Regions from separate parts of the Mus musculus genome. Here all the other regions are linked to region 1. A link is a loop called in an ENCODE intact Hi-C map of the cell type or tissue named here. Cell type or tissue: left cerebral cortex. All regions are shown on one strand.

The links. Peaks named below come from ENCODE experiments on the same cell type or tissue, not always from the same donor. Only the 100,000 strongest peaks of a DNase experiment are listed, where the experiment ranks them.
Region 2: it touches region 1 in a loop (5-fold over the local background); 3 of 42 quality-filtered maps call a loop at or near these places.
Region 3: it touches region 1 in a loop (5-fold over the local background); 5 of 42 quality-filtered maps call a loop at or near these places.

The regions. Positions count from the first base shown.
Region 1 is chr15:93,687,578-93,692,577 of GRCm38, reverse strand. The region is part of intron 1 of Gm41387 (a long non-coding RNA gene); the gene reads right to left. Among named protein-coding and RNA genes, the nearest start is that of Gm30339, 16 kb to the left of the region's middle. In left cerebral cortex, no CTCF peak of the experiment used is centred here; DNase peaks (open chromatin) are centred at 1,243, 1,719, 2,324 and 3,002; H3K27ac peaks cover 1,407 bases.
Region 2 is chr15:93,844,141-93,849,140 of GRCm38, reverse strand. No RefSeq gene overlaps it. Among named protein-coding and RNA genes, the nearest start is that of 9430014N10Rik, 80 kb to the left of the region's middle. In left cerebral cortex, no CTCF peak of the experiment used is centred here; DNase peaks (open chromatin) are centred at 2,148 and 3,092; H3K27ac peaks cover 2,311 bases.
Region 3 is chr15:93,822,667-93,827,666 of GRCm38, reverse strand. No RefSeq gene overlaps it. Among named protein-coding and RNA genes, the nearest start is that of 9430014N10Rik, 100 kb to the left of the region's middle. In left cerebral cortex, no CTCF peak of the experiment used is centred here; DNase peaks (open chromatin) are centred at 2,308 and 2,595; H3K4me3 peaks cover 1,041 bases; H3K27ac peaks cover 2,277 bases.

The sequences.
Region 1 (5,000 bases):
CAGAAGATGCCCCAACAGGTAAGAAGGACACATGCTCCACTATGTTCATAGCAGCCTTATTTATAATAGCCAGAAGCTGGAAAGAACCTAGATGCCCCTCAACAGAGGAATGGATACAGAAAATGTGGTACATCTACACAATGGAGTACTACTCAGCTATTAAAAAGAATGAATTTATGAAATTCCTAGCCAAATGGATGGACCTGGAGGGCATCATCCTGAGTGAGGTAACACATTCACAAAGAAACTCACACAATATGTATTCACTGATAAGTGGATATTAGCCCCAAACCTAGGATACCCAAGATATAAGATATAATTTGCTAAACACATGAAACTCAAGGAGAATGAAGACTGAAGTGTGGACACTATGCCCCTCCTTAGATTTGGGAACAAAACACCCATGGAAGGAGTTACAGAGACAGAGTTTGGAGCTGAGATGAAAGGATGGACCATGTAGAGACTGCCATAGCCAGGGATCCACCCCATAATCAGCATCCAAACGCTGACACCATTGCATACACTAGCAAGATTTTATTGAAAGGACGCAGATGTAGCTGTCTCTTGTGAGACTATGCCGGGGCCCAGCAAACACAGAAGTGGATGCTCACAGTCAGCTAATGGATGGATCATAGGGCTCCCAATGGAGGAGCTAGAGAAAATAGCCAAGGAGCTAAAGGGATCTGCAACCCTATAGGTGGAACAACATTATGAGCTAACCAGTACCCCGGAGCTCTTGACTCTAGCTGCATATATATCAAAAGATGGCCTAGTCGGCCATCACTGGAAAGAGAGGCCCATTGGACTTGCAAACTTTATATGCCCCAGTACAGGGGAATACCAGGGCCAAAAAGGGGGAGTGGGTGGGCAGGGGAGTGGGGGTGGGTGGATATGGGGGACTTTTGGTATAGCATTGGAAATGTAAATGAGTTAAATACCTAATAAAAAATGGAAAAAAAAAAAGAGTCATAATCAATCGATAGAACAAATAAACTTCAAAGAGCCCATGTCCACATTTTTGGCTTGTTTTCAAGAGTATTGAAAACATAAACTTGAGATGGCTACTTCAGAATTACGTCATTACAAACATTTCAGGGCCGGGTCTCGCGAGCTCTGACTTCCTTGCAAGAGGAGCTGTTGGTTCTTCCGGTCTCTGTTTCTGTGGGAGGTGGAACACTGCTCAGTGGATCCAAGATGCTGAAGAAGAGCTCTGTCTCTCATCCATTGAAATAGATTCAAGCTAATTAGCCATCCTCCGATTCACTTCCTTCCAAAAGTGGGTTGTGAGCTGTGCAACAAAGAATGTCATATTCCACAGGTGGAAAGCCCCTTGCCAGCTCCAAGAATTATGTGGTCACCCTACCGAAACACTTTTACTTACCCCACCCAAAAAAATCATTTTTAAAATTATATGAACTTTTTTCCTCCAGTCATTTATATTTTATTTTATATATTTCCATAACACTGAGGTGTCAGATCTTCCTTGCTCGGCAGTTTTCTAGGACAGCCTTCAAAAGACATTAAGTACATTTTTTTTTAAAGGAAGTAAGTGATGCTGATATTGAGAGTTTTCCTGGTCAATGTGAGACGCTGGCAAGCTTCCACTCTCTGTTCTGCACGATGCTGAATCGATGAGCTCATGTGTTTGGGGTGGGGTTTAACTCTCCCTTCTGTCCCGGGAAGGCTTCTTCCATTCACAGGGCTAGATCTAAAACTGAGACAGCCCATGAGTATGGGCAGCAATACTGAAGAATGTATGAGGGGAAAGTAGGTGGTACTGAACAGGCCCTGTGAGGTAGATGCTGGCTGCATCTGGCTTGAGGGAACAATAGGTCAAAACAGATCAGTTAGACGTCTTCATATAGTTTTCTATCACCCTCCCCCCAGTGTGTGTGTGTGTGTGTGTGTGTGTGTGTGTGTGTGTGTGTGTGTGTCCTCCTTGGATGCCCTAAAGCAATGGGAGAAGCAAATAAACTGAGTGTGACCTAACCAACAAGACGAGCCTGGCTGCTGACGCAAAGGTGACCGAAACCCAGGCAGAGAGCTTCAAGGTAAAGGAAAACAGGATGAAAATGGACCCATGGACTCTTCTAGATTCCAGACAGGATGTTTCAAAATCAGAGGGAAAGAGCCCATGAAAGACAGAAACTATAAAAAGAAACCATCTCAAGAATCGCTAAAAATTACAGTCTCTGCTTAAAAAAAAAAAAAAAAAACACTACGGAGAGATCTGGGTGAGAAGAAGAAGGAAGGCGTGGGTTAGGAGCTGTGATTGCACAGCCTGCTTGCTGATGGGGATCCAATTTTAGAATCCGAATGTGAACGCTGCCGCAGACTCTGACTCTCCTTGCCTGGGAGCTTGCCTCTGCCACCCACATCTGCACCCTATGCAAGGCCAAGGGCTGTGACCTACAGAGCTCTTACTCTGTGTCAAGGCAGGATCCTAGATCCTTTCAACACAGCCTTTACTCTTCACCGTGACTCAGCCAACAAAGTGTCGCTGCCTCGTCTAGTGTTAGCAGCTGAGGCTCAGAAAGATTAAATAAATAAATCGTGAAGCTAATAACAGGCAGGCAGGGCTGGGATGGACTCCAATGAGTTCGAGTTGTGATGCCAATCCGGGATGGAGGTATAATGGGAAAATAAGAATATAGTATGACATCAGCAGAAGTATGACATCAGCAGAAGTATGACATCAATGGAGGCATGACATCAGCGGAGATATGACGTCAGCAGAGGTATGACATCAGCAGAGGTATGATATCACCCAGAAGACAGCAACAAGGATGAAAGTAGATAGTGTATTTGAATTCTGTATCTCTTTCCTACATGTCTAGTCTACATTGTACAGATGTACAATACATTATCTACAGAACACATTATCTCACCTAATCCTCACCACCCTACACAGTAGGAACTCATGTCTTTTGATACAGGCAGAGAGCTTTGAGCCAGCGCTCTTCTAAAATGAGCTACTACACTTTAGAAAACATAGTAGTGCTGGCCAATTGCTCCTCACTCCACAAAGAAGCACTAACCACTTCCTGGGAGCTCCGCACTTGGGACATGCGGGAGCGAAAATCAGTGATGCAGACAAGTGAACATCCCTGCTCTCACAGAACTTAAACTCTCCTGGCATGAGGAGATAGAAACAAACAATCCTGTGAGTTAGATGTGGTGATAAGTAATCCTGGGGAAAGAAAGGAGACGGAGAAGACAAGTATAGAGCAAGATGGGCTGCTATGGAAGGCTTCCTGGACACGTGTGGATGCGGACTTTAATGAAGTACCCGCGTGAGCATTTGCAGCCTAGGAACAGCAAGTGCAATGGTCCTGGGGCAGCCCAACGTGAGGTAAGGTAGTAGAAGAGGAAGCCAGAGAGTAACCTGGGGCAGAAATAAAAACAATTGATTACTCAGTCACTGGACTTTGGATGTGAGCCACCTTAGAGCCTTGGTGGGGTGGGGATGTGGGAGCTGACTTAAAAACGAAGACTTTGACTACAGATGGCATGTTCAAGAGGTATTCTGAGGAAGGAAGCCAAAAAAAGCAGTAACTGAAGAAGGAGAAGGGTCTTTGGAGACTGTGTTGAGAAGAAAAAAATGGTAACTAGGTTCAAATAGGAATAATCCAGTAGTTTAGCATCGTTGGCTGATAGGGGACGTGCCTCCACAATGTCCATGAAGTGGCATGCCTGAGTCATGACTGTAGTCGCCAAAGGCCCAGCACGTGGACCAGGCACATATGGGCAGCACCGCACTTCTCAGATTATGGTCATTTCCTCCAGGAAGTGCAAAGGTTCAGCCCAGACTACTTATGAGAGTGAAGGTAAGCATTTAGCGAAGGAAAAAAGGAGACAATCGTCCCCCAGGAAGATCAAAAGGCGCACGCAGTTAAGAGGGGAGGAGAGGGGAAAGACAAAACTGGACCCAGTGGGCATCAGTGGTTGTGGATTCCAGCTGAGAACAAGAGTGGTCCAGAGGCCACCCTTAGGCATGCTCAGTCAACAGCAGAGCAATGGGCAGGGAGAAGAGAAGAGCAAGGGAAGACATACACAGACTAGACTTAATGATGATTCTAACAGTGAGAGAGATAGTGAGAGGTACAATGGACAGAGACCATGGGGAGGCTGGCAGAGAGCAGGTACTATGAGAGACCGGCATAATCTCGCCTCTAGTTTGAGCTGGATAGAGGAAAACCAGTGATCCTTTGAGAGGGCTGGGGGTGGGCAGAAAGAAGTAAGTCTTCCTGAGGTCAAGGAAGGAAGAGGAGATTGACTGAAGAGAATGTTCCAGTTGTCCTTAAATTCAAAAAGGCCAGGGAAATACTTTGAAAGAAGGCACCAGGGAATTAGAGTCTGCCCATAAAGTTGGCCTCATCCTGATCTTCATTTGGTGAATGGTGTGAGGGAGGTAGCCCTGCTGAACCCAGGGCAGCAGACACAACTCCCCAGTATTAAGGTCAGGCTGCCATTAATAGGACCCTGTGGAATTCTACCTGACTCTCTTGGCCATGGATGGAGGCCTTCTCCGTGCCAGTGGAGGAGGGTGGTCCCTCTCCTTTGAAATCTAACATAAAACTAATAGGCCCCCAAGAGAGCTTACTTCAAGGATAGAGGTAATCTCTACCTTGTCCAATGGAGGATCTACTAGCACACGTCTGACCCCAACCACAACCGGCACATTTTTTGATCATTTTCTTATCACTAATATGAGACTTCTTATTTATCCACCCAAGAAAATCATTTTCAACTGGGAGATCATAGAATGAATCAAACAGAACGGGTTAAAATCCCAAGGGAGCAAACACTTCTCCTTAAATAACTGAGGTCTACATTTCCCAGAAAAAAAATGACTGGAGGTAATAATTAGAAAGGGGCTTGTGGTATCATGGACCTTCGGGATGTTCTAGAAGATATAGCAGAGTGGTATCTGTACCTCCTGAAGAAACTATTCCATAGCACTGGCTCCCTATGAAACATCAAAGGAACCTATCTGTGGA
Region 2 (5,000 bases), 160 kb before region 1:
TGGGGAACACCACAGTGAACAGAAACCATGCTTTGACAGTGGACCCCGGGAACTAGATTCATAGGCAAGTCAGTCACAGTCTTGGAAGACCAAGTCTAGAATGTTCACCAGGCACTGCTGTGTCAACAGCCCAATTAGCCTGGGCTCCACCCAGTCCCCAGATCACCACCTCTCTTCATCAGAGGCAATTCTAAATCTCATCGTTCTTAAGAAAATAACAAGACGGGCTTCTTTATAAATTCATTTTGAAAAAAAAAAGGGAGGGGGGGAGAAAATGTATCTAAATCACCCACCATAGGAGATATGCAATAAAAACAATTTTGCTTGCTTTAAGCATGAGGCTTTAGAGCATGGCTCTCGGTCTCCCTTATGTTGCAACCCTTTAACTGAGCTCGTCATGTTGTGGTGACCCCCAGCCATAAAACTATTTTCATTGCTACTTCATAACTGTAATTTTACTACTGTTATTTAGTGTAATATAAATATTTGATACGCAGGATATCTGATAAGCTACCCCCAAGGGGGTTGCAAACCATAGGTTGAGAAATGCTCCGTTAAAAGTTAGGGAAAGATGAACACTGCCTCCCCTCCGAACAGGACAGGTTCCACTGTAAGGGAAATTATGTGACCTGTGTCTCAAAAGACCTGATCTCAGGTATTCATTTCTGTGCCATCCTGAACTGATTCTCATATTGCCTAATAATGCTTGTTTGATTTCATTCTTGATCATGTTGGGCATGTGCTCAGGGTGGGTTCAAGTAGGTGGCTCATCCCTGGTCCACATGGTGTTGGTTGAAACAGCTGAGGCGAAAAGATCTGTTTCTATGATAGTTAAACTTCTCTGCCAAGGATTTAGCTTCACCTGGAGTTTAGTGAAACATATCTCCATAGGTATGTCTTAGTCAGGGTTTTACTGCTGTGAATAGACATTATGACCAAGCCAAGTCTTATAAGGAAAACATTTAATTGGAGCTGGCTTACAGGTTCAGAGGTTCAGTCCATTATCATCATGGCAAGAACATGGCAGCATTCAGGCAAGCATAGTGCAGGAGGAGCTGAGAGTTCTACATCTTCATCTGAAGGCCACTAGAAGAAAACTGTCTCCCATGTGATTAGGAGGAGGGTCTCAAAGCCCAACCCCACAGTGACACACTTCCTCCAACAAGGCCACACCTACTCCAACAAGACCACACCTCCTAATAGTGTCACTCCCTAGGCCATAAATATTCAAACCACTACAAGGTATTTCTGTGAAAAATGTCAGCCAGGCATGGTGGTACACGTCTTTAATCCCAGCACTCAGGAGGCAGAGGCAGGTGGATTTCTGAGTTTGAGGCCAGCCTGGTCTACAGAGTGAGTTCCAGGACAGCCAGGGCTACACAGAGAAACCCTGTCTCAAAAAACCAAACCAAACAAACAAAAAAAGTCACCGAAGTGGATTAGCTGAAAGGAGGAGACCCACACTGAATGTGGGAAACGTCATCCCTCAGGCTATGAACCCGAAAAAATGAAGGGCAAAAAGAAGAAGCAGGTGTCTTCATCTTTTCTGCTCCCTGGCCTCTGATGTGATGGGCTCTACCATACCTTCTCTCATCGGATGATTGATAAACTCTAAAACCTTGGGAGAGAAGATGATACATGGGGAGAATAGAACAGAGAAAAGCAAGGACCAAAGAGATAAAGTAAGGGTATTGATGACATTAGTTCCTAGTCACTGTGACAGAACACTTGGCAAACAATTCACTGAGGAAGGAGGATACAGTTTTGTCCAAGGTTTCTCTGGGTGTCTTGGGTTTCTTCCAGTCATGGCAGCCTTGGGATAGCCTGACCTATTCCATGGCAGCCAGTTTCCTCCAAAGCTAGCATTCCCAAAGACAGGAAGTGGAAGTCTCTGAGACTTGAGTTGGTCATATTCTATTGATAGAATAGTCCCAGGGCCTTGCCTGACGAAAAGGAAGCAGGTACAGATGCAAACCCCATCTCTCAATAAAGAAGCAAAGCAAAGACACCTTTCGTATCTCACAGATGTGTGGGGCATCACCAGCAGAGATGTAGAAAGACAGTCCTAGAACACAGACTGTGGAGATGGCTCCTGGAGATGCACTCAGACTTTCTTTCTCCCAGCTTAGAGTGTAAGGCTCGTAGGCAGGAGGAGGGAGGGCTGGAACTACTTCCTTCCTTTGCTGAAAATGCAAAGTCATTTGTGTAGACCAGAGAGACATCATTTCCTTACAGAAAAGGAAACTGGGACTCTAATTTAACACTTCTCAGCCTGGAGATGCTTTATCTAGGTAGGGATGAGGAAGTCTTGTGGTCAGTAGTCGAAAGGGAGAGTGCTTTGTGACCATTCTTTCTCATTCTTCTGTGTTTACAGACATCCTCTGTAGGTTCTTTATAGTCCCCTCCGCCATACTGGTGAGGGTGTTTGTTCACTGTTGGTATTGTTTACTGTTGACACTGCATACATTTTCTCACCTGAGTTCCCATCAAACTTCGAGCAGCTAAGGTTAAGCAGGCGTCTTCCTACACCCCGCTGCCAGCACACGCCCTTCCCGCTCTGCACCAATAGTTTTTGTTATTGCAAAGTGTGACAACTTCTATGTATAAGTTATATCCTCAAAGGACTTCTCATGTTGAAGCGTCATAAAATAAAGGCAAACACCACAATGTACAAGCAGCAAAGACTACAGTGGTCCAGGAGATGAGCCTAAGATATCAGTTGGCTTTTAGGCGATCACATGATCCTGGGTGATCTCATGAAGGCTATGCAAACACACACACACACACACACACAGAGAGAGAGAGAGAGAGAGTAGTTAGGATACAAATTTAGAAGAGAAAAATATTCTTTAAGCAACTTTTTAAAGACAGGCATATGTTCTAGGGGCGTGACATATGTTGACCATATAAATGAGACAACTAAATCTAAATCTAAGTGTTTCCTTTCTTTCCTGCTTGCCTTAACTGATCTTGCAGCAGAACTGAATCAGCGACCACTGTTGCCTGTCTTAACTCCTCCTACCCAATGTTCCATCATTTTAACCATCATAGCTAATGAGACTTGGACTCTGCTTGGCACTCTCTGCCAGTAAAACGCACCCCTTTCCTGCTCAACCCACCCTCAGGTTTTCCTTAGTGTGAGATCATCCAGAGTGTATCATGGAGAAAGTTATCAGAAGCAGAGGGAGGGACAAGAGCCAGGCTGCCAGCCCCGCTGAGCCGCCCTCACCTCGTCCCACACACTCTCTCTGACTTCACTATTTTGCTGCCGATTCATCTGTCATCTGCTCCTCAGCACCCTCATAAATAACACCAAAGTAAGCTCAATCAGAATTGCTAGCTCACACAGAGGGAACGGCCCGAAGAACAGCCCCATAAATGTGGGACTCCGGAGAGCGAGAACTGAGACCCAAACATTTAAAAATGTCTCTCTCCCAGGTCACAGAGCCAGAGCTCCTGATGCCAACGTGACAAGTTCCAAAGAGAAAGAAGGCTACAGTCCTTTTTCTTTCTAAAGACTTATTTTTCAATTTTTAATCGTGCGTGTATGTGTATGTCTACATGTAGGTATGTGCACATGAGTGTGGGTGTCCCAGAGGCCAGAAGAGCTCATTAGATCCCTGGGAGCTGGATGGTTTTGAACCACCCAGCATGGGTATTGGCAGCCTCACTTGGGGCCTCTACAAGAACAGCTTGTACTCTTCATAGCGGAACTGTGCATCCCTCTCGCCCCTGCCCTCTTAACAAAATGAAAAAATAAATCACAGGAATGCTACTTTAAATAAAGGACTCATCCCACCTCCTTGACTACAAATGGCCTGAGAATATCACAGATTTCTCCAAATTCAAAACAAGGGACCTCCAAGTGGGGATTTTAAATCAAGTCAAGGAAAAGAGGGAGAAGTGCCCAATCATTAGACGAGGAACATGTTGTGTTTTCCAGGGTCTTTCTGACCTACAAGGAATGTTGACCAACTGTTTTGTACATGAAAGTAAATGCTTACTGAAAATTCACTCTAAGAATAAGAAATTTTGTGTGTTTTCCTTCTAGGGTCAAATCCATGCCTTCCATAAATAGGTAATAACAATGCAGATTAAAATGTGTTAAAATTGAAGGATAATGAAACTTTAATGATAAAAATATGGCTTTATTAACATCCAAGCGACAACACTGAACTGCTAAAAAATAGACAGTTCCTCTTTAACCATCAGAGAGGAAACTGGCTTGCAGAATGCCAATTATACAATTAGGAAAACTATAATAATGTTTGCCTGTTTTTGCTTTAATAACTGTGTTATTATTGAAACAAAATAGTACTTATGTTATCCTCACATTGAAGCCAATAAAAATTATAAGGCAGCTGATTTTGTTTAAAATGTCTATTTATTACAGATTTCTTTCTAGATTTAACCACCACAAAAATGATTTTATGGCTATAAATATGGATGACCAGATAATTTAATACCACATTATCTTAGCCAAATCAAATCATAACATATTTGACTTTTATCTTCCACACAGTAATTTCTCTTTAGCTGTTTTTTTTTTTTATTCCCCCAAGCTTTCTTGATATATTCTGACTGGCTGGTTGTCTGGCTTTTGGTCAGTAACCACAATCATACAATGCACAGTGACACTGCAGAATGCATGGGGTCAAAAGCCCTGCAGTTAAGCATAAGACATGTGTGGAGTTAAGGAGTAAGACCAATACAATGAACCGAGGCACAATTGGTTGTGGAAAGCTGATGACGAGCGCATGGCTTGGGTCGAAGTGTAAAACATAAAAAAAGAAAAGAAAAGAAGTTTCTTTACCAGGGTCTGTGATTGAATTAGACTAGGCTAGCCCTACACTGTGGAGCTCACAGGAAAGAGCAAGCTAGCAAGAAAGTCTATTATGCCAGATTATCCTTTCTTCCATCCACCTGGTCTATGATGAGTCCCTAAGAAACAGAGAGCTGACTATAGCAAAGGGTAGAAGGAATCAGGAGGCAGGGCGCTC
Region 3 (5,000 bases), 140 kb before region 1:
AGGCCCAAAGTGGGATCCAGCTCAAGGGAGGTCCCAGGGCCCAACACTATTACTGAGGCTATGGAGCACTCACAAAAAGGGATCTATCATGACGCCCTCTGAAAGACCGAACAAGCAGCTGAAAGAGTCAGATGCAGATATTTGCACACAACCAATGGACAGAAGCAGCTGACCCCTGTTGTTGAATTAGGGAAGGCTGAAAGAAGCTGAGGAGAAGGGTGATCCTGTAGGAGGACCAGCAGTCTCAATTAATCTGGACCCCTGAGATCTCTCAAACACTGGACCACCAAGCAGACAGCACACACCAGCTGATATGAGGCCCCGAACACACATACAGCAGAGGACTTCCAGGTCTGTGTTCATTCAGAGATGATGCACCTAACCCTCAAGAGACTGGAGGCCCCAGGGAGTTTAGAGGTCAGGTGGGGTGGGGAGCATCCACGTGGAGAAGGGGTGGGGTGTGGAGAAGGTGTGGGATGTGGAGCAGTCAGGGGATGGATGAGTGGGCGGGGAATGGAATGGAATGGAATGGAATGGAATGGAATGGAATGGAATGGAATATGGAGTGTAAAAAATAAATTAAAAATAAAATAATTTTTTTAAAAGTGCATGGCTCCAATAGTTCTTATTTCTATTCATGCACCGCCCCCCCCCCGCCCCCACTGTTTGTCTCTTTCTTAGGAGTGACTCCTTAATTTGTTTCTATGGTTGGTCTGCAGCTGTACATAGAGAAGGCATATTGCATATCCTGTATAATACCTATTCAATAAAAGATGGTGAATGTAGTCACATTTTCACATCTAAGATAACTCCTTTAGAAGAAAGGGAGTTGGCTTTGGTACAGGCTTCCAGAGGCTTCCTGGACATGGTTTGTTGGCCGATTCCTCTGACGCCTGTAGCTGTTCACACATCATGGAGGGGCAGTCCATGGTTGAGCAACCATTAACTCACATGTGTGAAAAAGACAAAGAAAAAGAAAAGGGTCCACAGAATTCTTCAAGGTCACATCCACTGTACTGAAAAAAAATCTGCCCATAGGCCCCATTTCTTGACATGTCTACTACCTCGAAATAACTAAAATGAGGGCCAAGCCTTCAGCTTGAAAGCATTGGGGAACAGGTCAGCCTCCAACTTTACAAAGGACGTTCTTCCTCCACTTGAAGTGGAACTAGATTGTACTGATGAAATGCTATGTCTGTATGTTTGGACTTACGACTTCAGGGGGTCACCCTGCAGTTAATACAAATGTCCTTTGTATCCGTCGCTGCCGTGGTCAGCAGAGCTCGCTGGGCTTTAGCAGCAGGAGTTAGAACGTGTTCCTCCTGCATCTCATACCCACAGCAGCACCAAGACCACCGGACAATCCCCCCTCACTTCAGAGGCATTCTCTAGCATAACATCTTGGGGCAGCCTCTGTAAGTTTTAATACCACAGCATGTCAATCACCAACAGATCTTTATCCATTTACCCTGAGACCACTTAAGGAAGGACGCTGATTGAACTTGACAACATTTTAAGAGCGCCTTCATTTGGAGGGTTAGCAAGAGTAAGGACTGAGAATGGCATCAATTAGTGGAAATACCGCTAATAATATAAAATATTGACATAGGCAAAGATGCACAGGGGGTAAGCAAGATCGGTGACAGCAATGCTTGTCTGCTAAGGATATTCTTCTGCTCCTCGTGCCTCCAGCTCTCTATCCGATATTAAAAGTGCCGAGTTAAAAGAACGGGGTATATACCCAATACGACTGCTAATTGAATGCATGTTCCTTCTCCCCTCACCTACCTGGAATAGTTTTCCCCCAAACTTGTCAACTTTCAGAACTCACAGATCTGTCAGGCAAGTAGCTCAGCTCACCCATCCCCCACTCCCACCCCCTCCCCCACCCCCTCCTCTCAGCCTCCAGAAAACACATGCATTTCCATATGCGTTATTGTGTGGCTCCTAAGGAGTATTGCTTCTCTCTGGAAAGTGTGGGAGACACATCGCACTTTGCGAGACAGCATCTCCGAGAGCAGATCTGTCATGACAACGTGGCTGATACACTGCCCTTCCGGTGGTAGGGGTTACGCTCCGCCTGGGTTACGCAGGACTTGATAGCTCAATTGTGCTTAATGAATGAAAAACAGCGAGTTTAAAAATAACACGGAAAGGGATGCCAGTATTTTACACGGGCCAAGTTTAGCACTTCCATATTACATAACCCTCCTGAAGATGAGAGGACTACATACTTCTACCAGCTTCCCCCTGGATTTTTCCAAAGCCGGAAGTAAATCCCCATCCAATATTCCCACCCTCCTTATCTGCAGCTATATTTACCCCCCACGAGGCTCTTTCCCTCTTCTGATCCTAGCTTGCTGTCTGGTTTCCATATGTTAATCTCTGCCACTTCAGTTGTCCTGCAGACCTGCTTCCAGATTGTATCCCACTTTCCTCTCCTAGTTAAAGCCGCGGTCCCTGTTAACTCTCTTCTCTCTGATGCTTGCAAGGAATCGGCTTACTTAGAGTCCACCCTACCTCACTGATCTCTTGCCATAACTCTGCCAGTTTCTCCAACTGCATCCCAAAGGCGTTTCAGATGCGCTCCTGAGCCGCGGACCCATTATGTCATGTGCCTACACGTTACATAAAGCCCTCTGGAAACAGAGAACTGTAGCGGCTCCACTGTAAAGATACTCGGCTAGCAGCACTGTTCTGCAGATGTCAGGAAATAGTCTCTTCTCCTTCCAGACTAGCCAGGAACACGGGTCTGAAACACAGCAATAAATAAGTCTGTTAAGCATAAGGCCCTTTGAGACTGCTGTTGTCTTGCCACGTGGTAATGGAGACGAGTTAAAGCTGCCCTTTGTGAGGAATGCTCAGAATAGCAAGCTTTCTCCCAGCTCCATTCAGGCTGGTTTCTTTCTCTCCGTCCCAGAGTATTTATAGCCCGAGCCTCTCGGGAGGCTAATTACATCCTGTCTGCAATTATTATCTGATTATTTTTGTGGTGCATAGGTTGTCTCTGTGGTTAAATTCTTCGTTCTGACAAAACAGTTCTGCCTTGTGGGTGTTACCTTCCAGTGAGTGATCTCTTAAGACTCTACTGTAATCTGAATACATGTCATGATGGATAGCCTTATCCATCCGGGGCACTTGAAGATTGCCATGCAATCCTGAATCTCGTTTAAACCTTCATAATAAGATATAGTCCATTCTACTCCAAATCCAGATTGTCTCTCTAGATAGGGAACCAGTTGCCAAGGTCTTAGTGTAGAGATTCCAAAGGCTCAGGACAAGCTTGACTGAGGACAACATTCTCTGTCTCCTAGGTCTAGCATCCTGCTCCTTCCTGACTTCTCATCAGGACCTCCCAACGTACCTGCTAAGCTTCTCAGCTCTGTGGGTCTTGCTCTGCTCAGCTCATTATAAATCCTCAGTGGACAGAGAGTCAAAACTAGACATCATACGTACTTCCCACAAGAACCTTTTTTTTTTCACCCATAAAAATGGCTACACCATGCACAGACGTGTAGAACTAAAAATCCAGAGAGCTCCAAGGTTCGACATGTTAGACAGGGTTTTTCAAAAAATAGTTCCCTATGGAGTTAATGAATTCACGATTACACAAAAGGTTGCTATACACAAAATTTGCCATATGGAAAGGTAGTTTGTTTAGCTGAGGCAGTGGTAAGGGAGTTTTATTAGAAGGCTGACCTGAAATTTTTACATGAAATGATTGTATCTTCAAAAGGGATGATGAAGCATACAGAACTCACTCAGCCACAGAAAACGACTTTCAGTAGGGTCATTCCCAGAACACATTTTAACAGATGTTTCAGGATTGGATATATAACTAGAATGGTGTTTTAAATGAAAATATAATTGCTTTGATATTCCTGGACAATGGAGCTTAACACCAAATTTTCTTCCTAGTCCTTGGAACTCAATGGGCCACTTCGTTGGATTGCTACCTGTTCTCTTTGAGGCTATTAGCCTGCCATATTTGTTAGCAATAGAAACACATAATACACACTGCAAAAAAATCAGTATTTCATAAGTGCTTCAATAGTCAAAAGCACGTTTTTAACTTTTTGGAATCTCTATTCTCAGGATAGACCTTGGCAATTTGGTTCTCGTCTAGAGAGACAATCTGAACCTAGACAGGAGAGAACTATGTCTTCTTACGAAGACCAAAATGAGATGCGGGATTACATGGCAACCTCCAAGTGGCCCAGATGGATAAGGCCTCTTTTGTGTCATTCTATAAAGAACTCAGCTACGATGGGCAGATGCAACTGAGAGAAAATCTGTTCAGAGTGAAGACGAGTTTGAATCCTTGATGTCCAAAGTCGGAATACAGTTTTTGGAGTTACCTTTTCACGCTGTAATCAAGCAGATCGCTGCTTATGAAACCCAGTATTCTACATCCAGGAAGCTGTAGAGGCTTGTTTGCATCTTAAGTGACTGCCTACCGATCCTATGTTATCAGTCATGGCAATAGAAGGCAAGCAAACATGACTTTTAAATGATGCGCTTTATCAAAAGCATAGACTGACCATCACTGTAGCTTGTAGCCCGTGTTGTGTAGCTCAACAAACGGGACTGTATGGAGTTTCTAGCCTTGGGGGCTAATGTTCTCACGGAACTCCTCATAAACCCACCTTCATAGGGCAACTTAAGTTGCTTTAAAAAAAAAAACTGTGTATGAATGTTTGCTCATACGTATCTATGTGCACTGTGTGTTTGCTGTGCCCACAGATCCCAGAAGGGCCACCAGATCTTTTGGAATCAGATAGGTATGAGCCATTATGTGGGTGCTAGGAACTGAACCTGGGTCTTCAGCAAGAATTCTTAAGTCGCTAAGGTACCTCTCTAGCTGTTTAAATGACTTCTTTCTAGCCGACTTTAAGAATTCCTTCGGAGTCAAGGTTCTACTGGTGTTTCTCTTCTCCTTCATCCCCTCTCCTCCCCTCTCCTCCCCTCTCCTCCCCTCTCCTCCCCTCTCCTCCCCTTCC